2 separate regions of the Homo sapiens genome follow, and region 2 is linked to region 1. A link is a contact called in ENCODE Hi-C or POLR2A ChIA-PET data. All regions are on one chromosome and are shown on one strand. Each heading gives the region's core, a stretch centred on a gene start or an enhancer-like site at or near the end of the contact. The rest is flanking DNA. Distances are from core to core; before and after follow the strand shown.

The links. Hi-C counts contacts between places; a loop is a spot of excess contacts on that map. ChIA-PET counts read pairs that join two places held with the same protein, here RNA polymerase II (POLR2A).
Region 2: a loop to region 1 is called in a map of Caco-2, with 2.2 times the contacts of the local background. The contact joins two enhancer-like sites. A Hi-C loop is called at or near these places in 1 of 168 maps with a recorded cell type or tissue (Caco-2). POLR2A ChIA-PET finds 5 or more read pairs at or near these places in 2 of 52 experiments (GM12878 and OCI-LY7).

Annotation. Positions count from the first base shown.
Region 1 is chr10:33,458,099-33,462,972 of GRCh38, reverse strand. No RefSeq gene overlaps it. Among named protein-coding and RNA genes, the nearest start is that of NRP1, 130 kb to the right of the region's middle. Within about 2 kb of position 2,337, at least 7 of the 41 ENCODE cell types and tissues checked have a DNase peak (open chromatin) inside an H3K27ac peak, as active enhancers do.
Region 2 is chr10:33,506,276-33,511,323 of GRCh38, reverse strand. No RefSeq gene overlaps it. Among named protein-coding and RNA genes, the nearest start is that of LINC02628, 92 kb to the left of the region's middle. Within about 2 kb of position 2,008, at least 8 of the 41 ENCODE cell types and tissues checked have a DNase peak (open chromatin) inside an H3K27ac peak, as active enhancers do.

The sequences.
Region 1 (4,874 bases), core at 1,088-3,587:
ATTACCACCAAATGTGATCTACTTCTAGCCTCTTTATTTCATAGAGGCAGAAATCAAGCTCCAGAAAATTAAAATCATTTGCCAAAGATTGCTTAGTAGTAGAGCAAAAAGAACCTAGATGTTCTTATCCTTATCTAAAATTAGTCTTTCTGTTTATTTTTGCTTTCTTGGAGAGATAATAAAATTCACATAATAATTATATCTTTTTTTCATATATTTTCCAAGCAACCTTACACTAAAAATATCACAACTAACTTTTGAGAATTAAACACATTAATAATGAAATGACTTCCCCATAAAATTGGGAGTACAATTATTTCTAAGGCTCTGTTAGAAAATTACTAGCTTTTTTTAAACTAAAATTTCCCAAAGAAATTTTTTTGATATTTTACTCATTCATTTTTTATAATTAGGCATAAAATGAGTCACAGTATATTCATAATTTAACAGATCTTTCTGGGTATTTCCAAATAAAATTAGTATTTCTGGGAGTTATAGATAAGAAGTCAGTCATATGTGACATAAATCTCTTTTTAAAAATAATTAGGTTTGCAACATGATATATAGAATTTCTCAACATCTGATAGAAAAGAATAATTAAAAATGTATAAGAAATATAAAAATCTGTTGTCAATGTAATGAAGCTAAAACAGCGTAAAGTGAAATTATCGTACCTCAGTCACTGAAAGACTATTTCTCTAGCTGTAAGGTTTTCAAATTTTTAACTGAGAGTGGCTAATGCTACCATCTTCTTGTTAGGTTCAAAAAAAACAAAACAAAGCCAAAGCAAACAAAAATATAAAGATAGTATAGGTTCTGTGTCCAAAATTACCTTTTTTTTTAAAAAAAAGTCATTGTATGTTGTTATTGTTGATGCTGTAAATGCATTGAAAATGGGCCACTGAAGCAGATGATAAGTATTTTCACAAGTTCACGCTTCTCCATGCATAGCAACGAATGACTAGAAAACCATACAGGAAAACAGTCAAGTGATAAATGCTACTTGTGCATTTGCTATTGCAACAAGAAGTGAACTTTTATTACCTTTTTCTATTTTTATTATGGGATACCATTTTCATCCTCATAGTTAGGAGAGCATAGGTTACCTTTCCAAGCAATTTCATGCTAATGACCACAACGTGGGAAGGCAAGGGCCTACCCTGTGACACTGTGCAGACAAAGTGAAAGCTCAGTTCCTCCAAAAATCTTCATTCTTTTCTAGGAAGTTGTACTATTATTGGCTAAATGAGGAATGACCAGATAACAAAGCTAAAGAATCTCTCTTAAGATTTAAAACAAACATTTGACAATAGAAGTTTTTATATCTGTTCCATTGGCTAGAAAAATATATAGACATTGTAGGATTTCCAAGAGGGTTCAGAATTGATATTTGTTCAGACTCCTTTTTTTTTTTTCTCTTGGGACAGGGTCTCACTCTGTCAGCCAGGCTGGAAGGCAATGGCACACTCATAGGTCACTGTAGCCTCAAATTCCTGTGCTCAAGTGTCTCAGCCTCTGGAATAGCTTGGACTCCAAGTGCATGCCACCATGCCCAGTTGATTTTTTTTTTTCTTTTTGTAGAGACGAGGTCTTGCTATGTTGCCCAGGCTGGTCTCCAACTTCTGATCTCAGGCAGTCCTCCCACTTTGGCCTCTCAAAGTGCTAGGATTGCAAGCGTGGGCCACCACACCCCACCAAGAGACTTTTTAAAACAAATGTGCCAGAAAATGTGTCTCTAAAAATAGAACTCGAGATCTGAGGCATGAGAAGTTTATGAGCCTTGTAATTCAATATACTGGCCACTGACTTCAACAATTTCCTTCATCTATATTTAAGGTCACCTTCCAAATGTGTGACCTGATGCCACGTGGATTATTTCACTGGGGTAAGCCTGTTTGACCTGTTAGTAAATTTCCCAATGAATTAAACACAGTTAGACAACTTAGGTCTTACACCTCTCACCATATGCAGTTACTGTGGCATCCAGTATCCTGTATGGTCACAATAAATACTTGTTAATTGGGTGATTGATAAGCTTCTGACCTCATCCATTAGCCCCAACCCTAAGCTTCTCTCAATTTTCAGGGCAACTTCTAAACTCTGCATAGTCTCCATACTTAGCATTCATCTGATGTCTCTTCATTCCATTCTGTCATTTCAGATACTGCCTTAGCATAATGTCTAAGTACTGAAGAGTTTTTTTTTTATTTTAATTTTTTTAACAACTTAGAAGGGAGATTGAGAGTCATAAGTACACCGCCAGCCCTGGAACGTTTGCCTAGTGACCTAACTTCATGGGAATTCGCCAGGCCTGCTCTGTGGAAGAAATCCAGGCCTGTTCCTTGGGTCCTCATGGGTTATTCAGCTGACACTCCACACTGCCAGGCTCTTCACATTGTTGTGACCTTCAAGGGACTCTCTCCTGCTAACACTGCTCTACTCTAATTCTGCTATCCAAAACAAATGATAAGAAATGAAGTTGTAATCATTTACAGGGCTTATACGAATTTATACAATGCAAAGATCTTACCTTTGCATTGCTATTTCTTACACTGAATTATGACATGCGTTTGTTTCTTATTACTCTAGACTTCTAGGCATGTATTCTGAGTGATTCCAGACATTTCTTAGTGCCATTTATCCAGTATATTATCAAGACCTGTTCACTAAGCGACAAGTTCCTTATCGCCCAACATGGACCTTCGTGTAACTTATTTCTCTCTTTTCCCATTAGCTCCTTCTAAAGGCAGACCTAAAGTTATTTTAGACATCACAGTCAATTTGACTTGGTGGTGTATTGATCTGACATTCTCTTCAGTAAACCAACACCAAAATATTGTATGCTGGTACATTCAGAATTGTATTTTAATTCTGTTCTGTCTACAGGCTTATAACCTTTCTGAAAGAACACTTTGTCTCTGTTTTTTTTTTTCTTTTTCTTCTTCATCTGCAAGTACCGCAATGGCCTTTGGCCAAAAGCAGTGAAGTTGTGACTTTCTAACTCCTATATAGCCTGCTCAGGGACATTAATGAAAGGAAAGTAAACCTACTCTATTATCCCAAATGGCTTTTCAAATAATTAGAAGATTTTAATCATCATGTCCAGCTGATGCTTTCAGGATCCCCACAGGCATCCCAGCATTTTCGAGGTGAGTACAATGGCACGATGATTCAGGAGAGAAGACCTTGTACTCACCACAAATGACCTTCAATTCGTGCAAATACTGAAAGTGTCCCGGGGCATGCCATGATTAAAATGGATTGCTTGGCATCAGTGTTTTGCAGTTTTGGAGTTGAACACCATCTCGCATTGCTATCTTTAAGAACAGAAGTGAATCAAATTTTTAAAGAGGCAGATTTTTTTTTTTTAATTTTACAAAGTTAGATTTTTGGCATTTTGATTGTTTCCATGCTGGCTCCAAATTCAGTGAGTCACCTGTGACTGATTTTCTATATAGAAAGTGATGAAAATACATGCCAAGACACCAGAGATCTTCAGAAGGGTAAAGGTACAATGTTAAAATGGCCTCAAAATGAATATGAATCAAAGGCCTTCAAGAATACGAAGTCTTAACTAGCAGCTACACTGCTGTCTTAGTCTGTATTGCGCTGCTATAACAGAATACCACAGACTGGGCAATTTATAGAGGACAATGATTTACTTCCTATGATTCTGGAGGCTGGGGCGTCCAAGATTAAGGGGCCAGCATCTGGTGAGGGATGTGTTGCTGCATCATCCCATGGTGGAAAGAGGAAAGGCAAGAGAGCAAAAGCAAGAGGGGGCTGAACTTGCTTTTTTATTTTTTTATTTTTATTTTCGAGACAGGGTCTCACTCTGTTGCCCAGGCAGGAGTGCAGTGGCATGATCATAGCTCACTGCAGCCTTGAACTCCTGTACTCAAGGAGTCCTCCCACCTCAGCTTCCCAAGTAGCTGGGACTACAAGTGTGCGTTACCATGCCTGGCTAAATTTCTGATTTTTTTTTTTTTTTTAGAGAGGGGGATTGTGCTATGTCACCCAGGTTGGTCTCAAACTTCTGGCTTCAAGAAATTCTCTCACCTTGGCCTCCCAAAGAGCTGGGATTATAGGTGTGAGCCACCACACCCAGCCCAAACTTGCCTTCATAACAAACTCACTTAAGAAAATGAACCCATGCCCAAGATTAATCCATTAATCCATTTCTCTAATCACCTCTTAAAGGTCTCACCTCCCAACACTGTTGCATTGGGGACTGAGTTCCCAACACATGAACTTTTGGGGATGCATTCAAATGATAGCAACTACTACAAGTTTATCTTCTGTAGTGTAATCAATAATACATACACATTTAAATGTACGGTTATCACAGTATTCTTTATAATACCGAAATTTTAAAACAAATATCCAGCAATAGGGAAATAGCTAAACCATGGAATACACCATAACTATAAAGCATTTTGTAGAAAAATCATGTTTATTGACTGTCACAATATTTTACTCAAAATAAAAAAGCAGGTTATAAAATGACTTCTGTCGAACACTTCCAACCAACTTGACCTGATGAACATTTCTTGAACTCCATCATTCCTAGAAACTCACTCACCAATTACAGAATACACATTTTTAAGTGCACAGAATATGTTCACCAAAATAAGTCATGTGCTGGGCCATAAAATAAATCTCAATAAATTTCAATGCAAATTGAAATCTTGCAAAATAATTAAATACATAAAAGTTTAAAAAACTGCTTCTATCAAGAGTTTTTTTAAAGAAAAAGCAACATAGTAACATGGTTGATGTGTCAATGATGGTATTAAAATTGCATCTGCATTTTCTAATTGCTCTACAGGAAAAGTGTTGTATTTTTACAATAAAAAGGAAAGGAGAAAAAACTA
Region 2 (5,048 bases), core at 759-3,258, 49 kb before region 1:
AAGACACATGCACACGTATGTTTATTGCGGCACTATTCACAATAGCAAAGACTTGGAACCAACCCAAATGTCCAACAATGATAGACTGGATTAAGAAAATGTGGCACATATACACCATGGAATACTATGCAGCCATAAAAAATGATGAGTTCATATCCTTTGTAGGGACATGGATGAAATTGGAAACCATCATTCTCAGTAAACTATCGCAAGAACAAAAAACCAAACACCGCATATTCTCACTCATAGGTGGGAATTGAACAATGAGATCACATGGACACAGGAAGGGGAATATCACACTCTGGGGACTGTGGTGGGGTCGGGGGAGGGGGGAGGGATAGCATTGGGAGATATACCTAATGCTAGATGACACATTAGTGGGTGCAGCGCACCAGCATGGCACATGTATACATATGTAACTAACCTGCACAATGTGCACATGTACCCTAAAACTTAGAGTATAATAAAAAAAATAAAAATAAAAATAAAAAATAAAAAAAATAAAAAGAAGGAAAAAGAAAAAAGAAAAAAAAAAAAAAAAAAAAAGATGCCCTGTGGGTGGATCACCTAAGGACAGGTGTTCGAGACCAGCCTGGCCAACATAGTGAAACCCTGTCTCCACTAAAAATACAAAAATTAGCCAGACATGGTGGCGAGCATCTGTAATCCCAGCTTCTTGGGAGGCTGAGGCAGGAGAATAGCTTGAACCTGGGAGGTGGAGGTTGCAGTGAGCCGAGATCACCCCATTGCACTCCTGCCTGGGAGTGCAACAGAGTGAGACTTGGTCTGAAAAAAATAAAAAATAAATAAATTTTAAAAGATGCCCTGAAGAAGGATCGGGGGTTCAGTTTATCCAAGAGAGCACTAACTTTTGGGACTAATTTTCCAAAAGCCAAAAGCCAAAAGCCTTCTTGGCAAAATCTCAGCGCTACCTCTTATAACCCTGCCAAACAGTCTTAGTGCTTTATTTTCTGTCTAGGGACCATCTATACTTTTTACCTAAAATGGAAGTGTATTTGTTCAGCAAACATTTGCTGCACACTTACTCTGTATAGAGTTTTAGAGGAAAACAAGGAAACAGAAGAAATCACATCTTTAAAAGGCTCACAGTTTAATTCAGAGACTTGCAGCCGTACCTTAGAGTTAGGCTAAGAGGGTTCACAGTGACCTTGGTTCCTGCTACTCATCTTCCCTTCCTAGTTATTTCTCTTTGCATCCCTCCTTTGCTAAAGTCTGGAGCTCTCTTGCTGCTCTCTGTCCATCTAAAGTAGCCTTTTGCATTCATTTACATAGACACATCTTTTGATGTTCCATGCTCCAAAACGAACTCTCGTGTTTTTTTCCATATCCCTAATAAGGACTCCCATGCTACAGAGTCTGACCCTAAATGTCTAAAGAAAACAGTCTTACGTGGGGATAAGGTGAACAAGATTAATAGGCTTAATTCTCCCCTTTCCCACCTCTCACTTAGGGAGGATTTATGTTTTAAATAACCTTTACACATGTAAATTAATTAGTCTGAAACAGTGTCATTGGTGGGATGTGTGAGCAGGGTGCTTGAGTGTCGCTTTCTGTTCTGATCGTGTGCTGACCTCCATGCTAAACTCTGAAATCACACATCAGTATGGACTCATTGAATAGTTACATAGAAGGGCCTATCTAGAAACAAACAAATGAAAATTACGTGGAGTATACATGGCTTCATAACATTTGAGGGCAAGCAAAATACAGAGAAACAAATCAAGGAAAAGGTTTGTTGAGACAGACTCCCTGGGGTAGGAATGTTTTCATGTGGGTTTTCAAGGGGGTGACGTCATATGCAAACCCGATCCCACTTTTTCTCCTTTCTTAGAAGTTCTGAAAGAGAGATGAGAGTGCAGATATAGATGAGGATAGTCTGTCTAAGGATAATACCAAAGGTAAGTGTGCTTTGAGGTTTAAAATATTTGCTGGAAGCTATTTACTGACTGGTTACTAGGAGACAGCATGACTCATTGCTAACTTCCCCTCCGGGGCCAGCGTTCAGTCATTTATCACCTAGCACATTGGATCAAGACTGATAGAATCTTTAGAAAAAATTATGGAGTTCTCTATTCTAGTAAGGAGGCACTAAACTGTGGAAATAAAATGATCCCTGAAGATGAGGTCCACTGAGAAAGCATCCCGACATGTGTTCTGTATGTACTAACAGTCCAAGGATTAATGTGTGGTGGAGAGATATATACAAGATAAAATACAAACAACGTACATATTAAACAACTGTACAAAGCAATATTAAACCAACGTCAATAGTGAATACTGTATCTTCCCTGAGGACTTCCCCCCCGACCCCCACCCCAGTTTCTGAATGAATATATTTACATTATAACTCGGTATTCCTAATTTCCATGAAACAACACACTTAAATATTCCTTTAATAATCTTTCTAAAGATTCAAATAAGTAGAATAGATGAGGGTAGATTCCAAACAATCAGGTCTTTCAAGATAATTCATAAATTTAAATATAAATTCTAAGATAAATTTGGAAAATATTGAGGGTTGAATTGACATATGGGAAAAAATTAGTCAAATCATTTATACATTGCCCACAACCACAGGGGCATCACTATAATGTAAAGTTTATTGGAAAATTTTTTTTAGATAGAATCTCACTGTGTCACCTGGGCTAGAGCACAGTGGCATGATCACAGCTCACTGCACCCTCAACTTCCCAAGCTCAAGCCATCCTCCCACCTCAGCCTCCTGGGTAGCTGGGACTACAGGCATGCACTCCATGCCCAGCTAATTATTATTACTATTATTTGTAAAGATGGGGTCTTACAATGTTGCCCAGGCTGGTCTTGATTCCTGGACTCAAGTGATCCTCCTACCTCAGCTTCCCAAAGTGGTGGGATTACAAGTGTGAGCCACTGTGCCCAGCCTCATTGGGAATTTTTACAAAGAAATGTCTTGACATATTTCCATAACAACAACATCAGAATTGTCAGAGACAAAGCCTAGATAATATAAACTTCATCTGATAGGAGAAGGAAAGTATTTAAACATCAAAAGAATGGGAAATGATGTTTGTGCAGTTATGTTTGTGAGTGTGAGAGTGAGTAAGCGTGCAGCATATTGTAAAAATAAGCGAAAGGTGATGTGGCAAGAGTGTGTTTTGAAATATTTATTGAAGCTTTCACTCTGTGTTTTGCCTTGACCTTCGCCTGTTCAAAGAGGTATCAAGGTCCGTGCTGTGGTAGGGTTCCCTACTGTAAAAGCTGTCAAAATTCTGAGTCCATTGAGAAGATCGGTGGCTTAAGAAAGAGTGCAAAGTGCAGCTCTCTCACGGGGAGAGAAGAGAGAGTAAAAGACAGAGAAGGAGGGAGGGAGGAAAGAAGAGGAGATTGCATTTTCTCAGAGCAATTAAGATTTCCCTAGTCCAGGCCAGACACAGTGGCTCACGCCTGTAATCCCAGAAATTTGGGAGGCCAAGGCAGGTGAATCACCTCAGGTCAGTAGTTCAAGACTAGCCTGGCCAACATGGTGAATCCCCGTCACTATTAAAAATACAAAAGTTAGCCAGGCGTGGTGGCGCATGCCTGTACTCCCAGCTACTCTGGAGGCTCAGCTACTCTGGAGGCTCAGGTAGGAGGATCACTTGAACTTGGGAGGTGGAGGTTGCAGTGAGTCGAGATTGCGCCACTGCACTCCAGCCTGGGCAACAGAATGAGACTGTCTCAAAAAAAAAAAAAAAAGAAAAAAAAATTCCCTAGTCCAAGAGTATGAGGATCTGCTCCTGCTCCCTGAGGCCATGGCGGGACCTCAGGGAAGGTGAGTGTGTGATACACCTGGGGAAGTGCCCCAAGACTCTTGGTCCCAAGCTTGGTACAGAAGCCCACAGAACAGAGATTATCACGTGGCCAGGGACAATGTGCCTCTCAACAGGCATCAAACAGAGGGGCCTAGTCTATCCAATATCTTGACATGTCAGGCAGATCCCCAAGCCCTGCTCAAATCTGCTGAAGATGGTGATAGAGAAACCTCAAGAATGGTCAAGCTTTTATTTCCTCCAGCCCAGTGGGAAAAGGGCTTAGAGAGGATATTACATTGATTTATGGAAAATAAAGCATCTGAGTTTATAGACTAAGATTTATACCTGCTACAAAAGTATGAATCCTTTTATCCTATACATATATATACACATATATACTAGAGGGCACATGCTACTGAGACATATTGCTTGGGTTCAGATTTTGCAACACTAACTAGCTGCGTGTGATTTTAGGAAGTTTCTTAACCTCACTGGCCTCAGTTTCTGTGAAACTGAAATTAATCATAGCACCAATTTCACATGGTTGTTGTAAGAATGAGATGAGATCATCTGTATCTTTGGCACAGAACAAAGGCTGAACAATGATAAGCTATCATAATAATTATTATTATTATTTATTTTTCTTCCATAAATGTCCCAGTCACTACCTAAATGTGAAGGAGAGATCTAGTCCTAAAAAAAGGTTTCCATTGACAGCTCAAGTTATTCGTGGATTTTCTTTCATGATAGCCTTAAGAAATAAACAAATAGACAAAAGTCTCTGTTTTTCTTTGGCCCCTAGGTGACCACTAAATTACATGTGAAACAAAACATGTTCAAGAGAAATGTCCCTGGAAGAAAGGAATTTTTCCTAAATCTTAAATAGCAAGTTTCTTGAATCCTAAATAAGGGTAGTGTCACGCCTCTGCCAAGTAGGAATGTCAGTATGGGGGTAGGAAGTCCAGCTGTATCCTCCCATCAAATGGAAATTAGTTGGATTCCTGATGCTAAGGGTTCCCATGGGCTCTTCATATGACAGATAAGAGGACGAGGGGGGTGAAGAATTATTATTTATAAATAACACACCAGAGTGCCTGAGGTTGGCCAACCTTAAATTCAATGTTCAAAGTTTGGAGCAGGTGTCTACAAACTTTTATCCCTAAGCCACACTAAGAGGACTATTTATGAAATACATCTGTATCCTTGGATGGCTATGACAATTGGTAATGGTCATTGGGGTATTATACGAAATATGTT